2 separate regions of the Mus musculus genome follow, and region 1 is linked to region 2. Evidence: chromatin loops called from intact Hi-C (ENCODE). Cell type or tissue: left cerebral cortex. All regions are shown on one strand. Each heading gives the region's core, and the rest is flanking DNA. Links, peaks and the distances in the headings are about the cores only. Region 1 overlaps Ptprc (protein tyrosine phosphatase, receptor type, C). Region 2 holds the start of Lhx9 (LIM homeobox protein 9).

Region 1 (15,411 bases), core at 3,128-11,127, 710 kb after region 2:
ATTTTATTTCAGACAGACAATATCCTTTCTGCTGACAGAAAGCCTGAAGAACTGGCCCAAGATGAGTTTTTCTTAAGCAACTAAATAGGCGATATCTCACAACCCCAATATTGTTTATGAACATCGGCAGGCTATTTTCATATTTTTCTTTATCATGGAACAATAAGGTAATCAACATGTAAGAGTGTTAGTAAAAATCCTCACCATGGAAAAATGTTTCCAACACAGGGCAAATGACTGTCCGTTGATATGCCCAGGCAGAGGAAAGACCAGCATGCATCTCTCCTTCAGGCCTTGCTTTCATGGTACTATCAGGTGTAACATTTAGGAAGTTATCCAACTTAAGTAGTTTAGCTCATTGGCTCCCAAAGATGGTGATACTGTACTTCCTACTGGTAGGTATTATTTTAGTACATTATAACAGAGGATTCTTCACAAATATGGAAAAAAATCCTGCCTGATTATCTTTGATCATTTCATAATCTTGAATGGAAAGGAACATGTTCCATTTTCTATTAGACTTTTCTTATTGTAATATGTTCAGTCCGAGTTTCATTACACAATTCCTGTTTGTATTTTTAAATATAAGATGGGATTTAATATTTTGACATTAAAGTATCATTTGTAAGTTACCTTGCAAAGGGAAGTGCCTCTGAAATCAAACCAATCATTATACAAAGTTAGCCTCGTTGTTGAAATACGATTTCACTAGAGCAAAGTCAAGTCAACCTGAAATTCGGTATTTCGTAGCAGTTAAAGTGTGCAGCCAGGCGGCTTCAACATGAGCTAGAGAAGTTGCGGTTTTACCCCGAGATAGGGCTGATTATGCTGGTGCTATGGCAACCGGTTGCACCATTTGGAAGCTCTTCTGTGCTTAACCGCATGAGCTGCGCCTCTTCCTTTCCTATAAAGACTTAGAATGAGAAAAACAGAAGTGTGCGAGGAGAAGAAACCACAAGGGCAGTAGAGGCACTGCTGCGAGCGAGCCTTTAGCTTTTGCAAACAGCAGCCGAACAGCACACCGAAAACCTCTCCGGAGGAAAGCTGCCTCTCTCTTGCTTTTCCCATTATGCCTGTACTGTAATGATTTTGAAAGCGCGCCAAGTGTTTCTGTTCAGCACTTTCATGACTGAGAGATGAGAAAAAATTAGTTGGGCATTTATCAACCTTGGCTTTGATTATCCGCTGCTCTGGGGAGATTGGAGGACTGGGTGCAATCTTGGGGGAGACATTTGATACTCTTCATGAGACTGATAACAGTTTGGTGGTAGATGTCCCACAATGTAGCTCTCATTTTCTGTTTATTTTTTGTTTAAGCTAACACCACACACACACACACACACACACACACACACACACACACACACACGCCATCGTTTTATTTGTTTTGAAATCTTGAAAATACTAATAAGGACATATTCAAACTTGTTTTTCTATTTTTTAATTTTTTCTATGTTTTTCTATTATTGTTTTTCTATTTTTCTCTCTGAGAGGGTCTGGGCAGTCAAGCCAAGCTGCTCTCCTCATTCCAGTATGCTTCAGGCTTCTCGTTATGTGTCCTTTCCCTGTAAACAATGAAAATTTTCCTTTTGTACTGTCACCGTCTAACAATTTTCACTTTTACCAGCATTTTAGTTAGCGTTCACAGTGGTGAGTGTGATTGTGGACATTTTTATACGTATGCATTGTTCTTTGTCCTTCCCCCAGAGCGCTGCCCCCTTTCCTCCCCTTCAGGCCCTCTTCCTCCCCTAAGAGCCATTCCTTCTGCTTTCATGCCTTATACGGTCCATTAGCCTTTTATTATTTCCCTTCTCCTCTTAGAGTTCTTTCTTCCATCTCATCAGCCACATTTTATTTTATGCCTTTTATAAGTTACACACACACACACACACCACAGAGAGAGAGAGAGCTACAGCTCCACATAAGAACAAAACATGTGATATACATCTTCCCAAGGCTAGCTTATTTCATTGAACATTATAATTTGATCTAATTTCCTGTGAATGTTGTGACTTACTCTTCTTTACAGCAGAATGCAATTGTGTATGTGTGTCTTATGTAGAGTACCTGGCTAACTGTTTCATTTTTAATGATAATGTTTTTGGGGGTGTGAGAGTACATGGCTATAACCCTATCACTTGGAAGACTGTGGCAGGAGGAGCATTGTAAGTTGGAGGGTGGCTCAGGTTGCATACCTAGTTTAAAGCATGACTAGATCTTCTCTCCTACAAAACACAATGCAGGAAAACACTACTGCCTTTCACTGTGTCATCCTCTGGGTCCCATTTTGATGGTGCATATAAGGTATTCTGATCATTGTTAATTCTTTCCTAGCTGTTCAGCACAAATACTGACTTTAATATTAATTTTTTTCTTATCACAGTGCAGTTAAATAAGCCTTTTTATATCAGACAGATTGTCAGTTAAGTTTAAACTTTACATTCTCTAGATTTGCACCTATTTGTTTATGATATTTATCTCTAAGTAAGAAGAGCGTGTTATCTGCTTTACCGAATTGCTGTAATGTTATATAAAGTATAATTTAACCTCATTCAGCACCTAATATTTCATAAAACATCACTCAGCACCGTGTCATACACCTAGTATTTACTGGAAATAGTGACTTTTATTCTTGGCCCTGAAAACAGTAAAGCATTTTAGCACGGGTGCCAACACGTGTGGGTGCCTCTATATAATCCGTTCACTATGATCTTACTCTATTTCAGAGGAAGTAAAGAGTTATAAAATCATACATAGTAAAATGTTAATTAGTACAGTTAGATACTTTTTGCTACCTGGCACATATTTTCAACATCAGGTTTACACTTCTGGATAAAAAAAAATGGAAAATAGATAGCCACCGAAGACTAAAATAGATATTCTAAGTCTAAAATTAGGTCTATCCTGGGAACTGTCTCAGACGAGTGAGTGGGTGGGGAAATATCGCCACCAGCAATGCTTCCTCTTCTACCCAAATCTCTACTCCAACGTAAGAAAATAACAAGCACACAGGTCGTGTTGTGGCCGCCTACAGTCTCATTTTTGTACAGAGTTTGTGCTGTGAACCTGGTTGTCAGCCCACTAATGATACAACTACAGGATTTGTGTTTTATATCAGTGACTATTACAGTGCTGATTATACCAAGGCATATACACATACACAGATGCACATCATTGATATAATCTGGGATGTGTTAAGATGTGGCCTCCACAGTCCTGTTGTGTTCCTATGCTGGGGTACCTTGGAGAATGTCAAGGGATGATGAGCACTTTGAGGAGGGGGAGGAGGAGAAGGGGGAGGAGGAGAAGGGGGAGGAGGAGGAGGAGAAGGGGGAGGAGGAGGGGGAGGAGGAGCAGGGGGAGCAAGAGGAGGAGCAGGAGGAACAAGAGGAAGAGGAGGCGCAGGAACAGGAGGAGGACGAGCAGGGGCAGGAGGAGGAGGAGCAGGGGGAGGAGGAGGAGGAGAAGGGGGAGGGGGAGGAGGAGCAGGGGGAGGGGGAGGAGGAGAAGGGGGAGGGGGAGGAGGAGAAGGGGGAGGAGGAGATGATGGTGATGATGGTGATGACTGCAACAATGATGATTTTTAAAAAAATATTTCCCCATTTTATTAAAAATAATGTCTTTTCTCATACAACATATCTGGATTAAAGTTTTTCCTCCCTCTTCTCCTCCCAGTTCCTCCCCATCTCCCCTCCCATCGGGATCCACTCCTTTTCTGTCTCTCATTAGAAAAGAGCAGTCTTCTAAGTGATAACAACAAAATGTAACCAAATAAAATTCACTAAGGTAAATCAAGATTCTTCATATCAAAGTTGGACAAGCAAACAACAGAAGGCAACGAGCCCAAAGGAAGGCACAAGAGTCAGAGACCCAATTGTCCACACACTCAGGAGTCCCATAAAAACACTAAACTGAATGCTGTAATTTATATATATGCAGAGAATTGGGTACAGGCCCATGCAGGCCCTGAGCCTGATGCTTTAGTCTCTGTGAGTTCACATGACCTGTCTCAGTTGATTTGGAAGGCCTTATTATCCTGGTGTCCTTCATCCAGTTTGGCTCTTACACTTTTTCTGCCTCCTCTTCTGTGGTCTAATGGGAAGGAATGGGTGGAAACATCTTATTTAGGACTGTGTGCTCCAAGCTCTCTGTGTTGTAATGTCTGCATGTGAGTCTCTGCTTTTGTTCCATCTCCTGCAGGAGGAAGCTTCTCTGATGGTGGTTGGATAGAATTTTGAGGTGATGATGGTTTTCAAGAAAGCCTCTCACCATAGCCCAAGATGGCCTCAAACTCACAATCTTCCCCCTCAACTTTTTTTGCCTTGAACATGGATCATTTGAAAACATCTGCATCCAGTTCAAAGACTCTGATGTTGCCATTACTACACATTAGTGTTGCCATAACCACACAGGAACTACCCATCTATGTTCTTACCCTTTTATTTTTATTTTTTATTAGATATTTTCTTTATTTACATTTCAAATGCTATCCCAAAAGTTCCCTATATCCTCCGCCCACCCTGCTCCCCTACCTACTCACCCTTAAATTGAAGGCATTTATTATAAGACAAGAAAACAAAAATGGGAAACAATTTTTCTCACATGGCCACCTGGATTTACTTTCACTTTTGTTCACTGAGAATCTTGTGCAGCTAAGACTTGTCTGGAATTTGCTCTGATCTAAGGATGCTCTTGAACTCAGGAGCCCCCAGCTTTCCTCTCCCAGTTGTGAAGGTTTCGCTGTGTTCCACTTCGTCCAGGGTTTCAGTCTTTACTTTCCTCTTCCTTGCTTACTTAGTTAATTAACATAATTGAAATTGATAACATGATACTTTTAGCCAAATATAAAAGAGCGAAAGCACATGATGTTTATTAGTGTTGCACGCATGTTATTAGTACTCAAATATAATCACAAACAGAAAGCTGTATTTGATAGTGTGAGGGACAATTATCTGGGTTCAGAAGATAGGTAGACATTGTTTCTGTATTAAAATTTTTTTTTACTATCTGATCTTAAAGTGCCTTCATTCATTAAACATCTTCTGGTTTTGTCCTCAGTTGTATTTTGCAGGCTAACACTGTCCTTATTTTTAATTTATGATTTAAGCAGATTGGGAAAGCTAGGGTTGAATGTTTAATTGCACTATATGCCTACAGTCACCGAGACTACTATTTTGTTCCTACCTTGACTCCTGTATCTCTGTCATCACTTGGAAATATTATTCCACCATTTTTGAATGGTATATGAATTATAATATTTGATTTACAAAAGATTTTAGACAGTGTCTCTTAGTTGCCCCCACCTCCCTCCCTCTTTCTGACTTTGAATGCCTGATTTTTTTTCTCCTGCTCTTTGTTTCCAGACACAATGTGTCCCAGTTCTGAGGTCCTGAGTTAGAGCTAGTTCCAATTCCTCTTGCTCTTGTGTTGTTTCTGTTTGTACTTTGTTGCTCTGTGGTGTATCCTGCTGTCTGTCTGTCTTGTATTTCTTTGATGTCCATTTGAATGAGGGAAGCCTGAGAAAATGTATGTTGCCACTCTCTGAGCCTTGGTATAGCTTATACACTCATAGGTCTCATGAGATGGAAAGACAGCCGAAAGGCATGGGCTCTCTGGCTTTTAGTTTCCTTTCCCACAATCTGAACTCCATCTCAATAGACACTGGCAGGGTATTCTGCTGGCCAGTGAGCATAAATCGCTGTGATTATTTTCTAGAGGTAGGCAGCCATTCTTTTATTCTATAGAGTCAAGATGCAATGCTAACACAACCAATATTTTAACATAATGCTGATAGAAAGAACTAGGGCAATTATTTTTAAATACATCCTACTTCAAGTCTAATATGCCCTCATATGCTATGTTTGTCCCCTGCTTAATTACATAGAAAATACAGAGAAGAATGGCTGCCTTGTATGGCTTACTGAGATGGCTAAATTAAAAACAACTGTTGGCCAAGTGACACTGGCATTGTCTGATTGTGATAGGATTTCAGTGAGTTGTTTACACTCTGTGTTCCATCAGTGGATGGAAGCAAGAAGGACCACTTCTGATAGTTCCCTCATTTTTTCTTAGTTCTCTATTTGTGTGTGTGTGTGTGTGTGTGTGTGTGTGTGTGTGTGTGTGTGTGTGTGTGTGTTTGTGTGTGTGTGTGTGTATTACTGGAGAAGGATCCCAGACGTTCTCACATGGTAGTCAAATGCTCTCCACTTCAGAACTCTTACCTTGTATGTTTTTCCCTCGAGACACAATATTACCAAGTTGCCCAATCTGGCCTTGGATTCACTCTGCAGCCCAGTCTGGTTTTGAAATTGTGACTCTAACTGGGATTACATGGCTATGCTACCGTGCACAGTTTATGTAACATTGATCAGAACTCCTTTGTCATTACAGACCAGATCATATACCTAGAATTACCATTCTAGGGTAGAATATACCATTTATACCATTTATAGAATGGACATAGTAGATGCAATCCTCCATTTTTATTGATGCCCACTGATATTGCCACACTAAGAAGAGAAAGCGTGCATGCTGCTCTGGCTGCCTCTTTTGTGTTTATCCACTGGTCCCACTTTTGTACAGCCTTTGGGCTCATGGAGGGAAGTTATGCAGATATACATTCCAAATCTTCAAAACACTCCCTCTTCTTTTTAGGCTAGTACCCAGAGTAAGTATTATTTCCTCTATTCTGCTCCCACTCTTCTGTCCTTGCAAAGCAGACAGACTTAAATCCCCTCATGGGATCCACGGGGTTCTCTTTCTTTCCTTTTGTTTTGGAAGGGAGGTTGGTGGTGGAATAGATGATATTTAAAGCCCAAATATGTCCTTTGAAATGTCATTTCCACTCAAACTGATTCCTACTTTTTCTTAAATCTCTGATGGCAGACTTAGGGGTGTGACTTCAAGGTAACTTTGATTTGCAAACATTTAAACATTTCCAGTTGTAAAAGAAACATATTGGGAAAGGTAAATTCGGTTAACAATACACGTGTTAGAATAACAGAGCTTTGAAGATCAAGGGCTCTGTCATCTCCATGTTCACGTGTTTAATGTATCTAGTCAATTCCGCTGGTAATTCACAACAGGATTATAATGGGGAAATGCTCACCAGGTGATGATTTACAGATTTCTGGTTCTCTGGTGCCATCTACTGAAATATTGCTAAAGAAAAAAAAAGACAGGAAAATTGTGTAACCAGAAGAGTAGAAGATTCTGTAACACATAGACACACTGAGTGTCTATGCTTGTGTGTAGAGTGCCCTGATTGTGTGTGTGTGTCTATACTTGTTGCATTTACAAATTTTAGAAAAAGACTTTAAAATCCATATTTTAGAAAAGTGATTTTCTTCCACTTTACTGTCATCTACCTGTAAACGTACTGTTCTTAATTTACACGCCTACTTCATGTATTTTTTCTTCAGCTATTGTTATTTTTTCTAAATTTTGTTCATACATATGGGTTTGTGTGTATGTGTTTGCATATGCGTATGTGTATGTGTATATGTATACATACACAAAACACACATATACATATATATACAGACATTCATATATATATGTGTGTGTGTGGAGAGAGAGAGAGAAAGAGAGAGAGAGAGAGAGAGAGAGAGATGAGATGTTACTTTTACTAACACTTCATCCTATTTGCACTGGTTATGAGTCACTTTGCAAAGGTTTTATTTCTCAATACCAGATGTATTGACAGCAGATGGGTTGCTTTGGGTGGATAGTGCTGCTGCTATAGAGGGAGCTGATCAGAATGCTACTTAGACTCATTTGCTCTGCAGGGCCCCAGCAGGTTACTCTGTGACCCTGTAAGCAGTCAAATGGAAGGCCATGTGCTAACTAAATGCACCCCCCACCCAGTCATTTCAGGTTTTTCTGTGTAACAATAAGGATCCTCGAAGGCTATGTCTACTTATGATTTTGGTGATAATCTATTCAGGTAATTTAGAAAGATTTCCAGAAACATGACAGACACATCTCTAACTGTTGTAGATCTTAAGTAGCACAACTCCTATAAATATTCATGTGAAGCCCTCTGCCTTCCAGTGTATTTGATATGTAAAGTATCCACAGAGGTAGCTGTTAGTATATGCAAAAGATCTTAAATAACATGGGCGTGGATGGCTTTCAGATAGTGGCTTTATAACTAGGCTATCTCTGTAGGGCAACTTTACTGCATTTCTGCCTTAAGATTCATAGTGTTTCTTTTGTGTTTTTTCCTTTAATGGGTAATACCTGGGAGATATTTATGTGTACTTTGAATCTTTATTGCCGAGGAGAATTCATAGTTTCTTAAAGTGATTAGTTTATACTCTAGATGATTTAAAAAATTATTTGGAGTTATTTTTAAAAGAATTTTTGACAGGTTAATCTTTTTCCATGCTGTTTATCATGTCGAATAAGAGAGCTACTGGTATTGAAAAATCTACCTGGAAGGACTTTGTAAACAAAACAAGCAATTTTGGTCTTATATTGGCTCTAAACCGTAGTTCTGAAGTACTGCAATTTTATTTCAAATAAGGTTAAGGTGTGTGTGTGTGTGTGTGTGTGTGTGTGTGTGTGTATGTGTGTGTGTGTGTGTGTGTGTGTGTGTGTGTCCTCTGTATGTCTGTCTCTGTCTTTGTGTCTGTGTGTAATATTTTATAAACAAAACAGAAACTAATGGCTCAGCCATGAAAATGCTGCCCTGTAGGTATAAAGACCTGAGTCCTGAGTCCCAGCAGCCACGTTAAACAAATAATCAAATAAGCTGAATATAGTGGCATTCAGTCACCTTTAATCGCAATGTGGGGAAGACAGGGACAGCAGGCTCCTTAGGCTTGCTGGCCACCAAATTAGCTGAATCCATGAACACTAGGTTCAGTGGGGGACCCTGTCTCCAAAAATAAGGTAGAGAGTGATTACCATTGACTACTGGCCTCCATCCATGCATATATACATCTGTGCCTGTGCACATATGAACACATGCATGCACTACTCCCCAGTTCATGCAAAGGTAATTTCATATAGTTTGTCTACATTCATTATTTACTTTTTACCATGAACATATGATAAGTGGTACGTTTATAGTCTTTTTATCAAATGTTTTGGCTTAGTATTACACGTTTTGGTGGCAATAAGCAACTAAGTTAGTACCATGAAACAGAGTGGTCTCCCAAATGAGTGGTGGAGTTAGTATAACCTACTCTAAAATGCCCCTTTCTTCTATGACCAAAGGGATTATTTGCTTGCTTCTTCTTCATAGTCATTGATCCTGTGGTTTCTGCCACCTTCAGAAAAGCATCCAATCCCTTGCCAGGGTCTCCAACATCTATACTTGAGTTCATGTCTGAAAACTGTCATCTGATAGCTTTGGCTTCCCCTTTATATATACTCTGTGTTCAAAGTCATCCAAGGATTTCTCTGTCACTGAGTACCTAGTAAGTAATACATACCCCCAATACAGTAGCTTCTCCTCCTTCTCCTCTTCATTATACTGTAGAGTTCTTTGCAATCATTATCAGTCCAAACAGGGTGCATATATTACTTAAATGTTTGTGCAGATTACTGGATGCATTTGTCCTTTGCATTGCTGACTTCTCAGGGGAGGGCCATGCCTTTACCATGCTCAACTCTCACTTCTAACAGCAGACCAGCAAAACAATAGCTACTTCCTAAAGATAAGTCAATGAAATGGTGTGAACCTCCAGGGAACCACATGGTGCTACTGAGAAGGGGTATATCAAACTCTCTCTAGATGTGGAAAAGTTTGAGAAACTGTTTGCTATGGTTTCATATAGTCAAAGCAACTTGAACATTTTAATCATGTTGGTACACTATATTCTTCACAATGAATGCAAGTTATTTTGTCTTTTTAAAAACATGATCTATTAATGACTGATATATTTATACTTTGTTTCTTCTCATTCTCTGCAAACCAACATAATTCTTAGAGGTGAATTTGGAAAGAAATTAGAATAGATCAGAGGATAGGATTGCTGTTAAAAGGAATATAAAAAAGAATAAGAAGTACTAGCTGACTAGCCAAAAAAAGGGGGGACAGTATTTCAAATAATATTTTCAAAACAATACAGTCATACAACACATACCGATGTCACAGTCATGAGTGGACCTTAGTTCTTCCACCCAGTGACATTATAGCCATTTTTAGTTGTGAAAATATACTCTATGGTGATTATTAGCAGTATTAGCATAATGGCAAAATCACCTCATTTTTTGTATATATATGCAATATCCTTCTGATCCGTGTCGTTGGCACATAATTTCAGAGAAACCTTTCTCCAAACAGTCTCTGTTCATTTCTTTCCTCTGATGGGAAGTACCTCATTAGCTTCGTCAGCTTTTAACTCATTTAACTCCTGCATTCTTAGACTCTTGTGTCAGCTACAGTGTCTATTTGTGTGCTCCAGGCATGCGTAGCACGAGCTCTCCCGTCTCCACAGGAATGCTTCCAAAATGTGCAATCAGCACCCATTCAAACTCGCCTCTTTCTCTTGAGAGGTTCCCTCTTTTAATTCAGTGAGAATGTCCACACTTCAGCAACTCAGTAATATGCACGGGACTGCTTCCTTTACTTAACTCTTCATTTTCTCCTTCAAGGACATGCAAAGTCTTGGGGGCTGCCACCTGAGTGTTTCAGGGATGCGTTTCACTCCAGTGTATTCGCCCATTGAGACCTTCTTATTGAGAGCATCATCACGAATTTGTGTGTGTGTGTGTGTGTGTGTGTGTGTGTGTGTGTGTGCGCGCGCGTGCACGCGCGCTTCTGGTACTCTTTGCATTTTTTTTTTTTTTGCTTCTAACTTAGTTCTATCTTGTGCTCATTTACAAAAATATTGATTCAAAATTCAAAAAAAGTGTCTATAGCCCTCCCGTTACAGGAATTGCTCTATAGGCTGACTCCAAACTGTGAACCCCGCCCCCCCACGCCTTCCTCTTCCTTTAGGACCACATCTTAGGTCATCCATTAGGTCAGCCTGTAGCTGTCTTCAAAACATCAAAACATTAACAGAAAGAAAAATTGGGAACTTGCTTTCATTAAGATGATATGTGCTGAAAATAAATATGAATAAAGTATATGATGTATACTTGCATGTATGCTTTAAATCTCAAAATTTCTAAAAGTGTGTTTATTTTTTTTTCAGGGCAAACACCTACACCCAGTGATGGTAAGAATTAATATTTGACTTTTAATATTTTATTTTTGTTACAACAATCATGTAGTTAATATAGATAAAGTTTTATACTTATTTGGAAAGAAGTTTAAAGAAGAAATTGTATAATAATGTGTGGTTCCTCACTGTCACATGCTCTTAAAATTCTTTCTAATATTAAATTTAGTGAATAGTTGAACATTCTTTAAATTTCATAATTATTATTGTGTTCAATTTAAAGTTTAACATTTCATTAAATTGACAATAAATGGCATAGAGAGTTTCTAATCCTTTTAAAAATTTAAGACTGTAAATAAATTTTGAAAATCTGTACATGGGATAAGATTTAAACAGAGAGAAAAAAACTGATCAGAATATATTGCATAAGAATATTCTTTTTTTAAAAAAAGCATTGAATTAGAAATGGGGTAGGAAGCCTAAAAACAACGTCACATGTTTTGTTATATAAGGACAAATGCATTATATAAATTAATTGGATCTAGAGTTCACTTATATTTAGATTTTAATAAAGGTTCACTTTTATTTAAAATTTCATTTTATAATGTTTTTTCAAGAGTAATTTGCCCTTTTTAAAGTTATGCTTGGAGATCTAATATTAAGATATGCTGCATTAATAGTTTACAAAGTTTCCTACTGTAATTCAATTAATTTTTTTCTAAAAGCTTTTGAGAAAATCAATGTAAATAGTGCTCATGCTGCCAGTGTGTTAAAAATTCTTTAATGACCAAATATAGATGTTAAAATTCTCTAAAGCCTAAACACACAGAGGAAGTGACCTGCAGGTGGGTAAAGGGAAGTTAGATCCCTTGCATGTTTCTGTTGCTGTAAATGCTTGTTTCCTGGTTAATCATGTGACTGACAGTATGTCTTAAGAAGGTAAGTGAGACCGTAAAACATGAGTGTTTTAATAACTTAAATGCACATTTCAAGGGGAGCAAATCTGAAATGCTAAAAGTTGATTATCCTAGGAATTATTTGTCATTAAATGCAACACTATGCAGATACTTACAAATCCCACTCCTGAGCCTTTAAAAAAAACCACATTCTTTTATTTTTTCAATGTCTAATATTGGAATTGTATAGTTTTAGTGTGTGGCAGAGACATTTGATAAAACACTTGCTGCAGAGCAGGTTGTGATTGGTTTATGCCAATTTCTTAAGTGAAATTTGACATTTTCCTTTACAAAATATTAAGCTACTCTCAGCTCACGTAGACGAGACATTGTTGCAGGAGAGGAAGGTGATGGGATGGAATGATAGCTTATTCTCTTACCTTGTTGAAAGTTAAGTTAGAATTGTGGCCTATAATACAAAGAGGAGCAGTGTCCCCAAATATCACCAATAGAAGATAATCAGTGAAAAACTCAGAATGTTCAAAATGAGGATTCAGGGACACTAGAGAATTGGCAAATTTGCAGTCATAGATTTTACTGCTGAGACTTGAACTTAAGTGTCTGCGAAGATATTAACACGAGAGACTTCTCTGAAGACATCTTCATACACCAAGGACTGAATTTGCTTTGCTGGAAAATGTCTTGAGGAACCACACTCTTCAAAGCAGCTTGGGTTTTTAACATTGAGGGTTTAAAATCCAAAAGCCTTTTGTAGTTGGTTTACTCCAAGGGAGTGTCAGTGTGTTTGATGGACAACTTGCTGCAATATTCTCTCAGGCCAGGAGACCATTGCAACCTTTCCAATTAGTTGATCTAACCAAAAAATAAATTGTCATCTGTAAAAGGGCGCTGAGTTAACACTATGTGCACCAGATTTAAAAATCCCTCCTTCCACCTCTCTTCTCTCCCTCTCTGCTTTTCTGTTTCCCACTTCCTCCTTCCTTTTTAAAAAATTTGGTCTTCCTTTTAATTCAATGCATAGTGGGTGAGGGACAATTAGGTTAGAAGAGTGGTCCTGAATATGAGAGGTATGTCTTACCTCTAGTTCAATTTGCAAAGGTTGTTTTAGTCTTTATTTGTTAAAGTGCAACTAGTTTTGAGGAAGTGAATCTTCAAAAACTGCGTATTTTAATACTCAAAGACGTTAATACACATTAAGCAAGGGACAATTAAAAATAACATCCCTAATAATCCGAGAGAGAGAACATGATGATTTTAAAAACTAAATTTAGGGGACTTTGGAGATGGCTCAGTGGATAAGAGAACAGGTGTCCTGAGTCCATTCCAGAGGTGAGTTCAGTTCCCAGAAACCATATGGTGGCTTACAACCATCTGTAATGGGATTTGGTGCCCTCTTCTGGCGATCAAGTTACATGCAGATAGATTTTATATATATGTGTATATATATATATATATATATATATATATATATATATATATATATATATGTAATTAAACAAAACTAAATTATAGATTATATATATTTATATATGTAATTAAACAAAACTAAATTTGATTTATTTCTCTTTTCACAAAAATAAAAACATTTTAAATAAAGGAAAACAGAGAAGTGTTTGATTTACCCCATGTGCAAACTCCTTGCAGACAGCTTACATATCCACACCCACTGAACAGTATTATCTTTCACTCCCTTCTGACACATCTGCCCTTTAGAACAGTAAGTTAGAACAAGTTTATTTCAGCATCACATGTCTCTGATTAAAAGGCAAACACATTTTCATAGTTTTATAAGAGCAGATCACTTGCACTTCAGTTTGTGAGTTTTGTTTTCAGGTTTTGCTTATAGAACTCTCCCTTGGCTTCATTTGATTGATTGGCTTATCTTTTGAATCTACACATGCAGGACAATTTGTTTCTAGACAGGGGCTCCTGATTTAGTTCAAGCTGCCTAGAACTTGCAGTCAGCTCTTGAGTGATGGAGCTACAGACATGACCCATAGACCGGATTCACCCAGAGTTTTTCCTTTCCTTTCCTTTCCTTTCCTTTCCTTTCCTTTCCTTTCCTTTCCTTTCCTTTCCTTTCCTTTCCTTCCCTTCCCTTCCCTTCCCTTCCCTTCCCTTCCCTTCCCTTCCCTTCCCTTTCCTTTCCTTTCCTTTCCTATTCTCTTTTCTTTTCTTTTCTTTTCTTTTCTTTTCTTTTCTTTTCTTTTCTTTTCTTTTCCTTTCTTTGCTTTATTCCACGTGGAATCCAAAGTCTCCTAATGATTAATTTCTGGCGTTATCCTTCTCCACCATTGCTTACAATCTGTAAGTCTTTTCAAGTTTCCTTTAGACATTTTTACAAATTAGGTTTCATTCTTCTGAATCCAGTTGCTTTGGGTAGCTCCCCAACGATTAGATTGGAAGAGAGCTAAGAGGAACTGCTTCCCAGTCAATTTTCACATCTTTATTATTAACTTTTATTATATAATTTGTATCTATATATGCATATGTAGTTAGAAATCTATAGCCATGTGTGTGTGTGTGTGTGTGTGTATGGGTCATGTGAGTATATGTGCCTATGTATGTTGCCTGAGTATACTTGTCTGTATATATACTTATATATTTTTCTTTGTGTATATATATATCTATACGTATGTACATATGGAAGTATGTGTGTATGTATGCATGTATATTTGTGTATGTATGTGTTTGTGTATATGTGTGCAGATGTGGAAGTATGCAGACACACTCTATAGCACATAAGCTTGGTATATGTGTGTGGGGTTAGGAAGCTGAATATGAACATGTATATGAATGGACATTTTTGGGACATGATTGATATATTCCTTCTCTTCTTCCATCCATTAACATAACAGAACTGAGCACAACAGAGAATGCCCTTCTTCTGCCTCAAAGTGACCCCTTACCTGCTCGCACCACTGAATCCACACCCCCAAGCATCTCTGAAAGAGGAAATGGCTCTTCAGAGACCACATATCATCCAGGTGACCACTCAAGCCAGGCCCTCCCAGAAACTTGGATAATGCTGGTATTCTTATTATGACAGGTTGACACACAAACTTTCCTAACCAAAATGATATTGGGGGTGAATTTGCCTTTCAGAATCTTTCTAAAGTGATCAATCATTTACGTTACATGTGCAGTTTCAAAGTATTTTTCTTCAAGATAATAAAATACAGGTGACAGCAGACATTGGGAAAGGTTGCTTAGTGAAAATAATACAGGGATGGTGCTCAGGAGATGGTAAAGGTGTAATAGAGGATTCCCTACAAATAACCAGGGAAAGTGCCCTAGGTTCACTGCATCTGTGTGGCTGCTAGAAGACTGCTCGGAACTGCAGCACTGAGCAGGAAAATAATTCTCTGGCACAGCGT
Region 2 (15,411 bases), core at 3,382-11,381:
GCAAGGGAGCATACATTAAAAGTACCGTTTCCGTGGAGTGATTCAAAGTCTGTGGGGTTTTTATACATTTCTGGTGACAGTCTTGTAAAACGGGGATTTAAAAAAGTCTGTAGATGAGAAGGAAACTTAAGGTTTGGAACTGATCTTCTGTGCACTCCTGGCTGGGGTCGGATAAACTAGGATCAAATCCAGGATGCGGACAATAAGGGCTCCTTTACCGCTTTGAAAACATGACTGTTGGGAACTCTTGGAAAGATGTATGCTTGAGGGTGTGTGTGTGTGTGTGTGTGTGTGTGTGTGTGCAGGCGCGCATGTGGGGAGGGGGTAAAGACCCCCTCCTTCTGCCTTTCCCCCAGTCCCCCACCCCTTTGTAATGTTTGTCCCTGCTTGCCCATCACCAGGGGGTTGAGAGGAGGTATGACAGGTCTTTGTTGTCTGAATAAAAATCCGTGGCAGCTCCAGGGAGAGGACTCCTCCTACTAAATTATCAAAAATGGGCTGGCTTTAGTCTCTTAACAAATTGGACACAGCTCCGGCTGGAGCAGTCCCCAACGCAACCTACAGGCACTGGGAACTTGCAGGCAGCCGGGGACCGCTGAATCTAGCACTTCGTTCTCTTTCTTTGTGTTCAAAACTATTTTTCTTTCTTCCTTAGATTTTGTTTTCCTCCCCCCCACTTCAACCCCCCTCGGCAGTTGTTTTCCATTAGTAACTCGATCTCTCGCTGCAGTTAGAATCGCCTGCTTTTCCCTCCGTCCGCGTTTGTTTGTTTTCTGCACATCTCCTTCTGGAAAACCCTGGATATCCCCCCCCCCCGCCCCCTTCCCCGTCGTTCTTTTGCCTCGGTCTTTTCCCTCTCAAGTAGAGCTATTTCTACTCTGTCGTTTTCTTCTTTCCTCTCTTGTCCCTGTTCCCCAACGCGTCTCTACGCTTCTGCATCGCGCAGCCCTGTGCGGTCGCTTTTGCTTCTTCACTCGAATGAACTGAGAGCCCCAGGCGTGTGTTTATGGAAATAGTGGGGTGCCGAGCCGAAAACAATTCGTGTCCTTTCCGCCCCCCAGCCATGCTCTTCCACGGAATCTCCGGAGGCCACATCCAAGGTATCATGGAGGAGATGGAGCGCAGATCCAAGACTGAGGCCCGTCTGACCAAAGGCACTCAGCTCAACGGCCGCGACGCGGTAAGGACCAGTCCGGGCGCGGCGCCCGGGAAACAGCGAGTCTCCCGGTCCGCCCAGGTTGGGGATGGCGGGTCCCGGGGACTTTTGCCTAGGGATGTTCGCAAGGTTTTCACGAGAGGCGTGCTTGCTAGGCAAGGTTCCCTTTCCGAATCGAGGTGTCTAAGATGTTGTAGTCCTGAGCTCTCCAGTCTTTGTATAGCAGCTGATCCCGAGCCGACAGGGCAGCGGGCCTTGGAAGGAGCGGGCGTGCTCCCTGCCAACCACAAACTCCAGTCTCCCGCGACCTGGCCGCCAGGCCGGATCCGCCCGCCCCCAGGGCAAGCCTTGGTGCAGTTAATAGGGGGACTACTTACCGGCCTGGCGTCCTTGCCCTGGGATAGAAGACAAGACCTTCAGAGTAGACCTCAACGTTCTGGTCCTTTTCCCATTCTTCGGAGCTCAGCACCCGAAACCAGAGATTGTTAGGGGCTCTGCAGGACAGTTCAGCTGCTCTGGTCGTCACAAAAATTGCGTTTCTCTTCCTTATGGGACCAGTGTATTGGATAGTGGGAAATCAAATCAAATAAAATGCGAAGGAGCGGGTCCCTAGTCTAAAAGCAAGAACATGAGCGCTACAACCTCAAGAGATGGAATCTACTATTGCGGTTCCTATTCGTAACAGCAGTTATTATGTCTTCGTGAAAATACTAGTAACCTAAACATGTCCCCCTTCCACGCACCAAAGGGGGAAAAAACTACAGAAGTCTGCGGAGATGATTCCGGGCAAAGAGTGCTTTGTAGACCCTCTGTATAACAGCAAGGACTGTAGCTCAAACTGACCCGAGAGGGCTCTAGACAAGAACAGCGAGGTTTTGGGATAATAGTCCACTGTCGCTATTTGTATAATTAATTCAGTGAGAATCCAATATCTGAGTAAAGGACGAAATTTATCCTTCCCATGCCCACCAGAATGTAATAAGGGAAGCCCGGACTGTTTCTGCTAGTCTGAGGAAAGGGTCCAGCGGTGAACTTTTTACTTGTAATGGCTACTTTATTTTAAAAGCGGCAACCACATCCCAACTGTGTTTCTCAGAATAAGTTTTACCGCCTTAGCTAGCCTCATTTGGGAACTAGGTCTTAGTTTGGGAATCAAAAATTCAAGATAATTATCTGTGCTGTTTGTGCTGGCTAGAGAAAAGAGCGAGTGTACGGAAAAGAATGGATGGGGCTCTTCTTTCAGGACAGGCACTTCACTTTCTCACCAAGGATAGGGCTAGGGCGACGGCCTTAACAGCAAGAGCTGTTAGGTATGTCCGAATCACAACGACGGCCAAATTATTCTGCCTATATAAATTAAAAAAAAAGGAATTATAGTATTGTCTGTGTATAAAAGATTCACGTACTTCAGAATTCTAGTTCTCAATAACAGTTTGTTATTTTATTTTGTGTATTATTTGAAAGTTACACATTTTTAGCCTTAGTTATTCTCCTTCTGGACCGCCCATCAAAACATCCTGTAGGCTCTCAGCAAGCTCAAGATGTTGAGATTTTTTTTTAGGGTCACAAGGCTAGGAGGATCAGGATGCTAGGAAGGGGAACAGAATGTTGAAAATGGGGGGAAGTTGCAAATGTTTCTGTGGCCCTTGTAATGGTGTGCTGTTTTGCGCTGGGGTTGCCGTTCTGCCAGGACGTCCCGGGTTGTGCGGCAACGCCCCGAACCCACCCTCAGCCTTGCCTTGTGCTTGTTTCACAGGGTATGCCCCCTCTCAGCCCGGAGAAGCCTGCTCTGTGCGCCGGCTGCGGGGGCAAGATCTCCGACAGGTACTATCTGCTGGCCGTAGACAAACAGTGGCATCTTAGGTGCCTGAAGTGCTGTGAATGTAAGCTGGCTCTGGAATCTGAGCTCACCTGCTTTGCCAAGGACGGTAGCATTTACTGCAAGGAGGATTATTACAGGTACTGCCCCCACCCCCAGCCCCTTCACACACTCCTCTGACCCAATTCACCAGATAGAACCACTGCGATAGAGCCACTGCGAGAATCCGGAGTCCCTTCTCTGTCCCTTTTTTTTTTTTGGCTCGGTCAGAGTACAGGTGTGTGTGTGTGTGTGTGTGTGTGTGTGTGTGTTGTTTTTCGTAAATGAGGGAAATTGCCTTAAAACTGTGTATACTCCATTGGTGAGGATGGGCGAGAAGGATCCCAGGGTGTAATGAGTTTTATCAGGGTTCTCAGCTCTTCACAGCATCCTCCGGAAAAATCAGGGAGAAGAGGAAATGGACAGGTATCAGGTGAAGGAGACAATATTTTGTTGTTGTTGTTGTTGTGTTTTGTGGTCCCCCTCAATATGAATTGGCCAGCTCCCCCACTTTTGGCCCAGAAAGCAGCAGCCAGGTGGGTGACAATGGTCCTGTAAATGCCTATGAAAAAGTCACAGAGGCCACTGTTCCAGAAATGGCTAGTCAGAACCAGATTGAAGGAAACAAAACAACAAAACAAAACAAAACAACAACAACAAAAAACCAACCAACCCATCAACCAAACAACCAACCAAGTAAACAAAAAAGCAGAGCAAAGGAAAACAAAAGGAAACAAACAATAAAGAAGAAACAAACATCATCAACAACAAAACAATCGAACAAACCCGACAAAACAAAAATCCCAGCAGGTTGGGAAATGTTTGCGTCTGTGGACATTATCTAGCTCCTGTCTAAGCAGAAGCAGGAGATAAAGGGATAGCTTTTTCTTTGTGGAATTACCGTTCTTTTTCTGGGATGCCAGGCACACTCAATACATGAAAGAGTGGCACTATTTTGTCATCATTAAGATCAGCCTTTTTCATTTGGCATTACAATTTAATATTCTTTCAATAGCGCCGTGAATTGGCCAGTTCGTTTGTTTGCTTAAAAAAAAAAATACACTGAAGCTTAGTTCCTGGTTCTTCGCACTTTAATATACGGATTCACTAGGACCAGAGGAGGTCACCGAGCAAGTAAAGCTGATATCCAAAGAGGTCCTCAGCCAGAACTCCCTAGCTAGTCTTTGGCCCCTGTAGACTAAGCCCTGGTACTGCGAATGGGAGTTGGGTCCTCTTTGTACCAACTGGCTCCCTGATTCTCCTGTTTGCTTCCAGAAGGTTCTCTGTGCAGAGATGTGCCCGCTGCCACCTTGGCATTTCCGCCTCTGAGATGGTCATGCGCGCCCGAGACTCTGTCTACCATCTGAGCTGCTTCACTTGTTCCACTTGCAACAAGACCTTGACCACGGGCGACCATTTCGGGATGAAGGACAGCCTGGTGTACTGCCGCGCACACTTCGAGACCCTCTTGCAAGGGGAATATCCACCTCAGCTGAGCTACACGGAGCTGGCGGCCAAGAGCGGCGGCTTGGCTTTGCCTTACTTCAATGGCACTGGCACCGTGCAGAAGGGGCGGCCCCGGAAGCGGAAGAGCCCAGCTCTGGGAGTGGACATCGTGAATTACAACTCAGGTGGGCCCCTACCTTTACCCACTCCGACAGCTCAGATCTCACACTGCTGGAGGAGGATTTAGCAGGACTTGGTGCTGTTCCAACACCAAGTCACCAAGACAGTGCTTTGCCTAACAGGACCCTGTTCTCACCACACCTCTCTCAGTCTGAGGAAGAGAAAGAAGTAAAGGAGACGGAAGGGGAGAGAGGATGGGTTATTGGTTATTGAGCTTGTGGGGGAAAAAAATTTATAACCGTGAGGCCGAAGTGACTTCCCCCAAACAGGCAAAGCCAAATCCTTGTTGCCCATTAGTTAATGAGCCCATTAGTTTCTGGCTCTCAGTTGGAGCAAAACAGCCCCAGGGCAATTCCTTTGTTGGAGCCAAATTATAGATCCTGGAGGAGGTTTTCCTAAATAGTTAATGGGGGAAAAGAAAAGACTTCAGAGCCCAGCTCCACTCTGTCTAGAGGGGGCAGAGGCTGTGGTCACCAGCCCAAAGTTAATCAGCAACACAGTTGGCGAGGGTATTGAAAAAAATCGGCATCTCTGATCTCGGCAATGAGCAACTATAGGGTGGGACTCACTCTGCACAGCTGAGACAGCTGTGCCTCTGGAGGCTCAGGGTATTCATCTAACCTCTTCACTCCCTGCCTGAGAGATCATCAGGTCATCTAGACCTCAGATAACCAGAAGTATCTCCAGTCCACTGGGGTGGCTTAGTGTTACCTCAGGCTGCCTGTTTGCCAGCAGTTTGCCAGCCGTCTCCCAATTCAAATCAGAGTACAGGCAACAGTCCCTAAAGACTTCCTTGCTTTGGAGGATACGTCTATCATTTATCAATCTGCCTCACTCACAAGTGAGGCTACTTGCCCTGAAGACCTGAGCTCTTATTCAAGCGCAGAGGGCAAGGAAAGGGGACCCAGGATTGGTTTGGGGAAGCCCAAGGAACTTGTCTGCTCTGATTTCCCATGCCCTGGCCCCAACCCATTTGGGAACTCAGCACATAGGGACCTTTGGGCTACTAAAAGAGACAAACTGGCCGTGAGTATCACCTTCCAGTTTTCAGTGTCTGGTGTGGCATGTGACTTGTAGCTGGAAGATAGTAGAACAATATCCTATTTAAGTGATCCGCCTGAGGTCCCAGACATTGTGAACATCTGGACTGAGATTCCCACTCGGATTTCCTAGTTCTCAGATGATCCTGAGCAGGTGTGGTCCCTAAGCTAGGCTGTGTGGGATTCTCTTCCCACTTTAAAAGAATTCATTTTGGGATGGCACAAAGAGAGGGCTTCTCAGAGAAAAGAAACATGTAGCCCAAGGAGGTTGCATCTGTCTCTAGTGAGTTCACATCTGGGCAGCTGCTGGACCAAGGGAAAGGGGCCAACACAGAGGCTAAGGGTAGGTTCCTATCAGGGCAGTGGGCTCAGCCCAGGGGTTGGCCAAGGGCTTAGTGGCTGTGCCTGGTTGTACCCTGGCCTGGGGGACCCCTGCTAAGCTGAGGCAGAGAGCTTTGCCTAGGGTCCAATTGCCCAGGGCACACTCCATATTCTTTGATGCACGACATTCAAGGCAAGACAGGCAGGACACTAATTGTTCTTTATTGATAGAAGATGACATTTAAATTTCTAGCCACTTACTAAGACCTGACTGTGCTACTGAGAAAGGAGAGGAGAGAAGGAGGAACAGAAAGTCGGAGGGGAAGAGGAGGGAGGGAGACAGGGTTTTAAACAACTAGGAGAGAGAGAGAGAGAGAGAGAGAGAGAGAGAGAGAGAGAGAGAGAGAGAGAGAGAGAGAGAACTGTGCCTGCACAATCCAGAGGGTTGGGGATTTCTAGTCAAACTGGGAATGAGCTGGGCTGTTTGCTTGTTTCATTTAATCTAATTAGCTAAATTTGGTTTTCCCATGGATCTTACATTATGCTAGACCCAAGAAACTTTCAGAATAACAGAGTTTAGCTTTACTTGGTTTTTAGTTTTCTGGAGAGGAATAGAGCAGGGAAAAAAAGAAAAGCCTGGCATGGATTCCTAGTTTGCTCCTTAGGGCTGCTCAGTCTTTGAGTAACTTGTCCTGTTTCAGGAGCCCAGGCTGTTTAACCCACCACAGCGTCCCAATATGCATTCTCTTCCCTGGAGACTCCCAGAGGCATGAACAAATAGTGCACATTCCTTTAAGATCAGGTGAAGAGAGTTTGGAGGAATTGGTTTAAAGTAATCTAACCTAAATCCCCTTCATTTATTAAAAAAAGTGCTTACCATTCAGATGATGCAGCGTCACAGTCAAATGGAGATGGAGGGGGCGGGGTGGGCCAGCAAGTTTAGAACACGTTAAAATATAGAACATACAAGTCACCCACATTTTAAGACCATTCGTTTTAGCATGTCTGGGTTTTCGATGGCCACTTCTGTTGAAATGTAAAGAACAGCGTTTATGGGATCCATACAATGAGTTTTAAAAAGCACATACATAAAACATGATGAGGAGCCAAAGACCATCAGAAAGGCTGGGAGACTTGGCAGACATCAGTTAGTGCTTGCCACAGGGCAAGTACCTTTCTATGAGAATGTTCCTAGTTCAGTTTCTACCTCTTTGAACATATTAATCAGGCTGATATTTTTGGAGGAGGCATAGAGATCATTTATCTGAGATGTTGGATTGAAGCAAAGCCCTCCAAAGGTGAAAAGATTAGCCTAGACTACACAGGTCCTCCGTGGGTAACTGACCATTAACTTAGAAACTGGATTTTTGCTACTTCTCAAAACCTCCCTCCCGAGGTTCTTGCCTCTAAATGTGCAAGATTCCTCTTGTAAAATTAGCCTGGTACTGACCCCTAGTGGTCTCCCAGGAATTAGTTAATTCTCAGAAGGTTCCGAACCATTCAGAACAGAAACTCCTTTTAGATAGGTGACCATCTCCCTAGCAAAGGAAGGTAAACTGTTTAGCTCCTCTCATTAACTTCAGTAACAACAAATGTGTAGTTGCAGGTGGATATTTGAAGTGATTTAAAGAGAGTTATTTGCTCTTATAATTCAGGAGTGGGGGAAAGTATTCCTAAAGCTTAGACACAGGGGAAACAATCATTTGCAAATTTACATAAAGCTTTTGCCATTAAACACAAGCAGTTTGGGATATGATGACTTAAACTGTGTCAGAAATAGATTTCTCTATCCCGTTGGATAATGTAGGGCAAACATAGCCACATGAGAATCATATATTGTAAGAAAGACCTGATACCTGTGTCACACACTGAATTGGTATGTGGCAACAAACCCAATAACATTTTTCTAATACACTCAACTGCTATATCGAGTTTGCAATGAGAAAATCCAAACCGAGAGTACATAGAGAAGCGATGTCCTCAAATCTTATTTTATTTCTCCTTAGATTCATTTTAGTGATGAATAGTGAGATAGCTAGGCTGGGGATATTATTCATTTTTAGGAAGTGTTATCCTGGGAGAGGGGGAATAAGTAAGTGTATTATTTAAACATCAGGTTAATGTCTCTGTGACTATTGATGTGTTGCTCAGGAAAAGTTGCTCACATAGGCTAGGCCTGCTATCTCATTTGAAGAGGCCTCCGATGAATGGAATGTGCTTCTTTGGCCATTTGCTGAGGGTATGTTTGCAATCTGGCTGTGAAATATGGCTCAGTTTACTGGAGATAACCTACTTTTACAGTCACAAGATACTGTTTCATCCGTCTGAGGATCTGAAAGTGCAATTGTGCAGACTATTTGAAGTTGACATATCCCCACTGGGATGAAATAGGGTAAAATGTAAAATATGTCCTTTCTGTTATCTCTGGGAACTGTTTCCATTCTGACTGGCTTATAAGAAGCTTAAGCTCAGAGTCTGACAGTATACATCTGACTTGGACACTATCTCCACCTGATCTGACTTTGTATTAATAAGAGCTTGTAATTTCTTGGCGAACAAACAGCTCAGACTTGTTGAGTTCACAGCCTTGTTTTTCACTTAGGGAAACCAAAGGAGAGTATGACACAGTCCTTTCTCCCTCAGAGGACTCAGGGACACCTGCTTTTTTGTATAATTGCCTTTCTGTATGTGCCCCTCCCCCCTTTGTGTCTTAGGACACACAAAAGGTCATAATTTGTTTTATTATATTTGGGATAATTTTTCACTAAACTAGTTTTTCTGTTAAAGTAAAATTTCCTGGCTGTTTACCACAATATACATGCTGCTTTCTGGGTACGAATGTGTATATAGAAATACTGATTGGCTAGAAAAGTCTGAAAGAAATTTTAACCAGAGCCTGGCAGGCAGGCAACATTGTAAAAAGCAGGAGAAGGGTAATGCTGAGAGATGTCTCACTTTTTCCAAGATTTAAGCTTTTCCTCCATAAAGACATAATCAGGTTGATTTTCAGTAATTCATCGAAGCACAGGATTGTCAGATATGACAATACATCAGATAAATAGTTAAAATAAGGGTTTAAAGAACCAAAGGCCATGAATTTGCAAAGGTAAGTCAGTAACTATTGTTTAAATGTTTTCTCCTCATGTGCCTGTGCAAGGGCTGTAACTGTGAGGAGCTTTTTACATCCCGGGGATGAGAACAACTTTCCCCCGGGTTGAAAGTCTGACTTATTTTGCCCCTGGTGCCAAGGAGGATTTTCCAGGAGCTGAGATGCTGTTCTCTCTCTCTCTCTCTCTCTCTCTCTCTCTCTCTCTCTCTCTCTCTCTCTCTCTCCCTCTCTCTCTCTCTCTCTCTCTCTCTCTCTCTGTCAGGCCAGTGAGTGGCACAGCTCACAGCTGACTCACAAGCATCCCAGCAGTGAGCTGTGGGGAGTGCTTCAGGCAGGAGTGAACGAGAAGCCTGGGCTCATTTTCCTTCAGAAATATTTATTAGACTAACTCCAAGGGAAAAGTGTTTTCTTCCTGGCATAGCCTAAGCTAACCAGTGATAGCTAACACTCCAAATACAGCGCTCTTATGATTCTCTAAGACATTTTTAAAAAAAGTCATTTTTCTCAAGTCTCCTCCTTTTTCCAACCATGCATGTTCTTTCTCCTGGTTGAGAAAGCTCCATAAGGACAGGAAAATGGCTTAGGTCATTCTTTGTTTTATTATATTTGGAATACAATATGTGTGCGCTGTAAGATACCTGGGTGAAGATACACATAAACCATCAGAAAAGGGTTTCTCCTCCTCCTCTTCTGATGTTGTTCTTCCTCTTACTTCCCACCTTTGCTCCAGGGTTTTATACTGAGTACCAAGCACAGGAAAGGACTTAACTCAGGTTTTCTACTATGTAAGCCAGCTGTGTCCAGGTCTCCCATGTTAGTTGACTGTAGCCACTGTCTTCTTGTCTAGTTATCACTCACCACTGGGTTGACAGCCTTTTGCTTCATGAAGAAGCTTTGTCACACACCCTGCATCCTTTAAGCCAGTGTAGAAGTTTCCACTGAGCAGTTGCTTGTTCACTCTTTGCTGCAACAGGTTGTAATGAGAACGAGGCAGACCACTTGGACCGGGACCAGCAGCCTTATCCACCTTCACAGAAGACCAAACGGATGCGAACTTCTTTCAAGCATCACCAGCTCCGGACCATGAAATCCTACTTTGCTATCAACCATAACCCAGATGCCAAGGACCTCAAACAGCTTGCTCAAAAAACAGGCCTGACCAAAAGAGTTTTACAGGTAAGCCACATCCGTCATTGGCTTTGTTTATATCTCCTCCCTTCCCCCTGACCTTGACCGGTTCTCTTCCCTAATCACTTGGACATGACTATTTCCTACTCTGCTTCCTAGTCGGCTCCTTCCTTAGTAATCTTCCTACAGGGACTTCCTGGAGGGAACTCAGGGATGGATAGACATCCAGGATTCACATTCTCCCTACAGATGCAGAGGTGGGCTCCAAAACCTCATTGCTGTATCCGTGGCAATACTTAAACAAGTATTGCCTGTAGAGATACCCTCTCAAGTCGGGTTTAGTGTACTAGTTTCTAAGGATCTACTGTCCCATATCCACAAAATCTTGGCAGCCCACCCCTATGTTATGACTTTCCGAATTCAAGTGGCCCGACCCTAGCCCTTGAGCAGTCAAAAATAAGGCTAGTATCTCAGTAAGCTGTTAGAGTAGGAATTTTTCCATTTTACCAATTCGTAATTAAAAAACCAGGAATTCTTCCTGGTGTTGAATTTCGTTCCCAGACTTTTGGGAAGATTTATAAGATTACACAGGGTTGCCATGAGCGACCTGCCATCTCCCCCTCAGTGACCAATAGCAGACATTTTCTGCTCTCCTGTGCTTCTCTGGTAGTTTGGGGTCTGTGACTGGGAAGAGTTTGCACAGAATTTGTCAGGTGACAGACTAGCAACCGGCTTAAACTTTCTGGTGTTCCCTTCAAGTGAGTAGTTCCTACTTTGACACTTTTATTTAATGACCTCGTTTTTCCCTATTCTTTTGAGGGATGGTATATTTCCCCCTAGATTCCATGCCTTTGTTTCTTGTAGTATCTCCGTTTCAGCATCAGTTATCCCAAGTGGCACATTTAATTCAGGAATATATAAATTAAGAGAGTATAAATCTATTCTACTACTGGAATTAGTTTATTTTGAAAGAAGTAGAAAAAGTCCACTTTCTTTCCAAGAAAAAAAAATATCTAAAAGGAGAAATAGAGGAAAGAAAAGAAAAAGAGAAAAAAAAAAAAAAAGGAAGAGAGAAAAGAACTTAAAAAAAAATCGATAAAGAAATCAATTGGGATTGGTTTGCAGGTTTGGTTCCAAAACGCACGAGCCAAATTCAGAAGGAACCTTTTGCGGCAGGAGAATGGGGGTGTTGATAAAGCTGACGGCACGTCGCTTCCGGCCCCGCCCTCAGCAGACAGCGGCGCTCTCACTCCACCCGGCACTGCGACCACTTTAACAGACCTGACCAATCCCACTGTCACTGTAGTGACAACTGTGACCTCTAACATGGACAGCCACGAACCCGGAAGCCCCTCACAAACTACCTTAACGAACCTTTTCTAACATTGGTTTTTTTGGTTTTGTTTTTTGTTTTTTGTTTTTTAAAGAATTCTTTCTCTTTTTATTATTATTCTAATATTATTATTTTATTATTTACAAGACTTTTTTTCCTTCTAACCCACAAGATATTTGGGGAATAAAATAGCAGCTTGGTGTGTAGCATCTACACCACTTGGCTATGAGTTTACAGTATTGTCGCTTTTAAATGAACAAATTTGGTCTGCAAGATGTATTTGACCTTTTTTCTTTAATCAGTTTTTTTTTCAGTTGGTAAGGGAAGATTTTGAATCATTCTAATAAGTGCCTCTTAAAATTGTATGTTACTTATTTCCAGAATCTCGAAGGGAAAAAATGGTATTACGATGGGCGAATTATATTCCTTTTCCTGTGATCAGGTTATTAATTGATTTTTCTTACAATTAAAAATGCTTATATTAAAGAAATTTTTAAAAATCAAATATATTATTACTGTTTTTTAACTTGAACTACTAATTCAAGTGAAGACTATAATTAAACAAAAATGCTAATATCAGTTTTAAATAGTAATGATTAACTGGGTGGGCTGTCTGACTCAGGAATGTTACTTCCTGCTGTTAGAGTTGTATAGTCCCCATCCCAACGCTTTATTGCTTAAAAACAAAACAAAACAAAACTTAAACTCCCTGAAAATTACACTTAGAATTTGAAATTCTATACTTTTGACCTCCCAAACACACACACACACACACACACACACACACACACACACAAAGAAAACTCAGCCAGTCTCTGACTGAAACTATTCTTTGTATTTTATCATGATTTTCCTCGAGAAATGGAAATAAGCAAAATACAATTTTTAAGAAGTAAAAATATTGGCATAATTTAATTAATACTTGATTAATTGGCTTCAGCTGTACCATGATATTGTATCTGGCATTCTACATAACTTCTTTTCTTTCTTTCTTTTTCTGTTTTTTTAAACCAACTTAGTAAACTAATACCAACAATGAGAATTATTTGGTTTTCCTTTATTTTATTTTGGCACAGATTGATTTATGTATAATATCTTTTTAACATTACAGATGTGAAGTTGTGACTCTTAAGTAGATAAACTCAGAAGCCTTGTGGATGCCAGGCTGACTATATTTCCTAGTTTACAGTTAGCAAATTTTTTTCTTTTAATTTGAGGTGAAATCTTAATGGTCTGGGCAGTGGTGAATGTTCATCTATCTGCTTCTGTTGTAGTTAAAAAAAATAATAAAACAACTAGATTGTGGATTTCCTAAAATAATAAAAAAAAAGAAGTCAAGATCTATGTCTTGCTTTAGTGGATTGTTAAGAATAACTTTGCACATACTGTCCACCATTTTGCACCCCTTAAATCTCCTCTGGTGGTCGAAGTGGCTATTTAATAGATTTTAAAGGTGCCCTTCTGGCTGTATAAATGTGTGGTTACATATCGACAGTTCACTGCCCACATTAAAGTGCATTATTGTATCTTTTGCTCAGGGTCTTTAGAAAATTAGCACAGAAAGTAGCTTATTTTTAAAAAAAAAGATGATGATGGAAGAGAAGTTAACACTGTAACAGAAGAAAAGTGTGATCGCCATTATATATTTAGCAAGTGTGGTCATCTTCTATGGAGCTTAAATCTTGACCTTTCGTATTTCTCTTACATTTTGGGCATTTACCACTAACCAGACCAAACAATCTTGGTAAGGCTGAGATCTTATTTACACACTTTTACAGGTAAAATATCGAGACTTATAAATTTTGTTCTTTGACAGAACAATATATGGTACTACAGATCTACTTTATTAAGTAGACTAATTATAACTCAGTTCTCCTATGTGCCTTATGATATAACTTGGAAGTGAGTTTGTGAAAAATCAGGATATATGTGTTGTTTGTTATATTAACTGTTAACCCTTTCGACACCTCGCTAGTTTTGTACTGTTTTACCTCTTATTTCTGAAACTCTTTTTATGGTGTATCCTGTTAGAGGGGACAAACATGTCATAGAAAGCAGTTGTGCACTCTTTCAAAAATAGTTGATAAATTCAATAATCTTATATATTGAGCTTCGTGTTTATAGTACAGTAAGTGATCTAGCAAAATTGTCCATGTTCCTTTGTTTATTGATAAATGCATTGTATAGAAACTATTTCCCCTAAATATTTATGGACCAAACAATTGTGATATATCCTATTAAATTTGTGTGAATAAACCATTTTGAATCTAAGGAGTTTTATTTCCCATCAGTTTTATTTAAGTTTTACTTGCATTAGTTTGTTTTCAATATCTATGTGTAAAAGATAAGAAATAGCAGCTCAATCAAAAATTCAAACAGACAAATAGCTCTTAGGTTTCCATACTTCTGATTCATATCAAACGCACACACCATTGAAGATAAAATCTGATTTAGTCTTGAAATACTCTTAAATATTCGTGTTTATAATAAAAGTAATGCCCCACTGATTTGACTCAGTTCAATTTTTAGAATAAAAATAAATGAACAGATCTGTAATTGCATGAAAAGAAACCTTAAATATGATTAAGATTTAATATCAGGTCTATTGAGCACAAATGGATATTTGTAAATCTAAATAGAAATTGCAGACCCCTAAAAGCCAAGTTGCTCTGTAGTTAATAAATTGTCACTATGATTTTTTTTCAGGGAGAACAAATCTTGGGGCATTACAGCCAAACATCCCGACGTTTGAAAATTCCCTAAAGTATTAAAAGAAGGGGAAAAGTTTGATCGGAAATCCACTGCAGTGAAGACAAAGACACTATTAGGTTATGATAATCATACATTTAAAAGTTTATGAACCAAAAGAGAGAGAGAGAGAGAGAGAGAGAGAGAGAGAGAGAGAGAGAAAGACAGAGTGAGACATAAGTGTCATTTATTGAATGTTAAGAAAACCTGTTCTTTATGATGTCTGACACAAATGAGGGCTTAGCCTCGTGTGGTTTAACAAAAGAGCGAGATAAACCATATCTAAACCAGAGCAAGCTGGCAGTAATATGCCCTCCCCACATTTGGAGAAAATTATTCCTGAAACAATTCCACACATTTATCGAGCACCATAGCTGTAAAGTAAAGTCCAAAAGTATCCACTTCATCTGCTTGCTAATGTGTATCAGTCCTATCTGTTAATGGCATTTCCCAATTGTAAATTCAGAGAATAACTTTTAACTCATTAATGAGAGACTAGGGACCAAGCCCAGTAATTTTAGTATTATTGTCTATTCTTCCTTTCTAAACACAAGGCTCTGCATGCACTTTTGCATCTAACACCTCTAGTGTACATCTCTGTAATGATGACTTTGCTGTTTCCTGTATGATAAATAGCTTTCATTAATAAACATTTTATTTGATGCAAACATAGTTAACTTTATGTTAAGCACATATTGTTGAAATTAATTTTGAGCACTGTCTCAAAGAGGCAGGACAGTACACTTGTAGCTTGTTATGCCCAGGGGGGGGAAATCCAGACTAGAGAATGAGGTGAAGTTATTTTTTTTTAACTTTTTATGGCTTTTTTTTCACTTACTATATTTAGTTTATACATGGATGAAAACGAAATAGCAATCCCAAATGACAACAAAAATAAACATCAGAATAAATTATTATGTGAAATTTCAGCAAGCATTTTTAGTTCTAGGGTAACATTTATAGATTCTCTGTGAGTTTACATGTTCACTATGCAATGAGCAAATTTATTGAAGCATACAAGTATATTCTGAGCTCTGACATTTTGTTCTTTGTATAGTTCAGGGTGCACAAGGCATCAGAAACAAGGGACCA

Evidence for each region. Peaks named below come from ENCODE experiments on the same cell type or tissue, not always from the same donor. Only the 100,000 strongest peaks of a DNase experiment are listed, where the experiment ranks them.
Region 1: it touches region 2 in a loop (5-fold over the local background); 8 of 42 quality-filtered maps call a loop at or near these places.

Annotation. Positions count from the first base shown.
Region 1 is chr1:138,122,066-138,137,476 of GRCm38, reverse strand. It overlaps Ptprc (protein tyrosine phosphatase, receptor type, C), which reads left to right. Exons shown (of 32, transcript NM_001111316.2): 2 at 11,151-11,174; 3 at 14,893-15,021. Among named protein-coding and RNA genes, the nearest start is that of Ptprc, 45 kb to the left of the region's middle. In left cerebral cortex, for the core only: a CTCF peak has its summit at 7,149 (motif pointing left); DNase peaks (open chromatin) are centred at 7,126 and 10,461.
Region 2 is chr1:138,827,577-138,842,987 of GRCm38, reverse strand. It overlaps Lhx9 (LIM homeobox protein 9), which reads left to right and starts at 544. Exons shown (of 5, transcript NM_001042577.1): 1 at 544-1,180; 2 at 2,913-3,115; 3 at 4,290-4,645; 4 at 10,084-10,286; 5 at 11,364-12,044. The coding sequence starts at 1,007. The coding sequence ends at 11,621. In left cerebral cortex, for the core only: a CTCF peak has its summit at 7,461 (motif pointing left); a DNase peak (open chromatin) is centred at 7,427.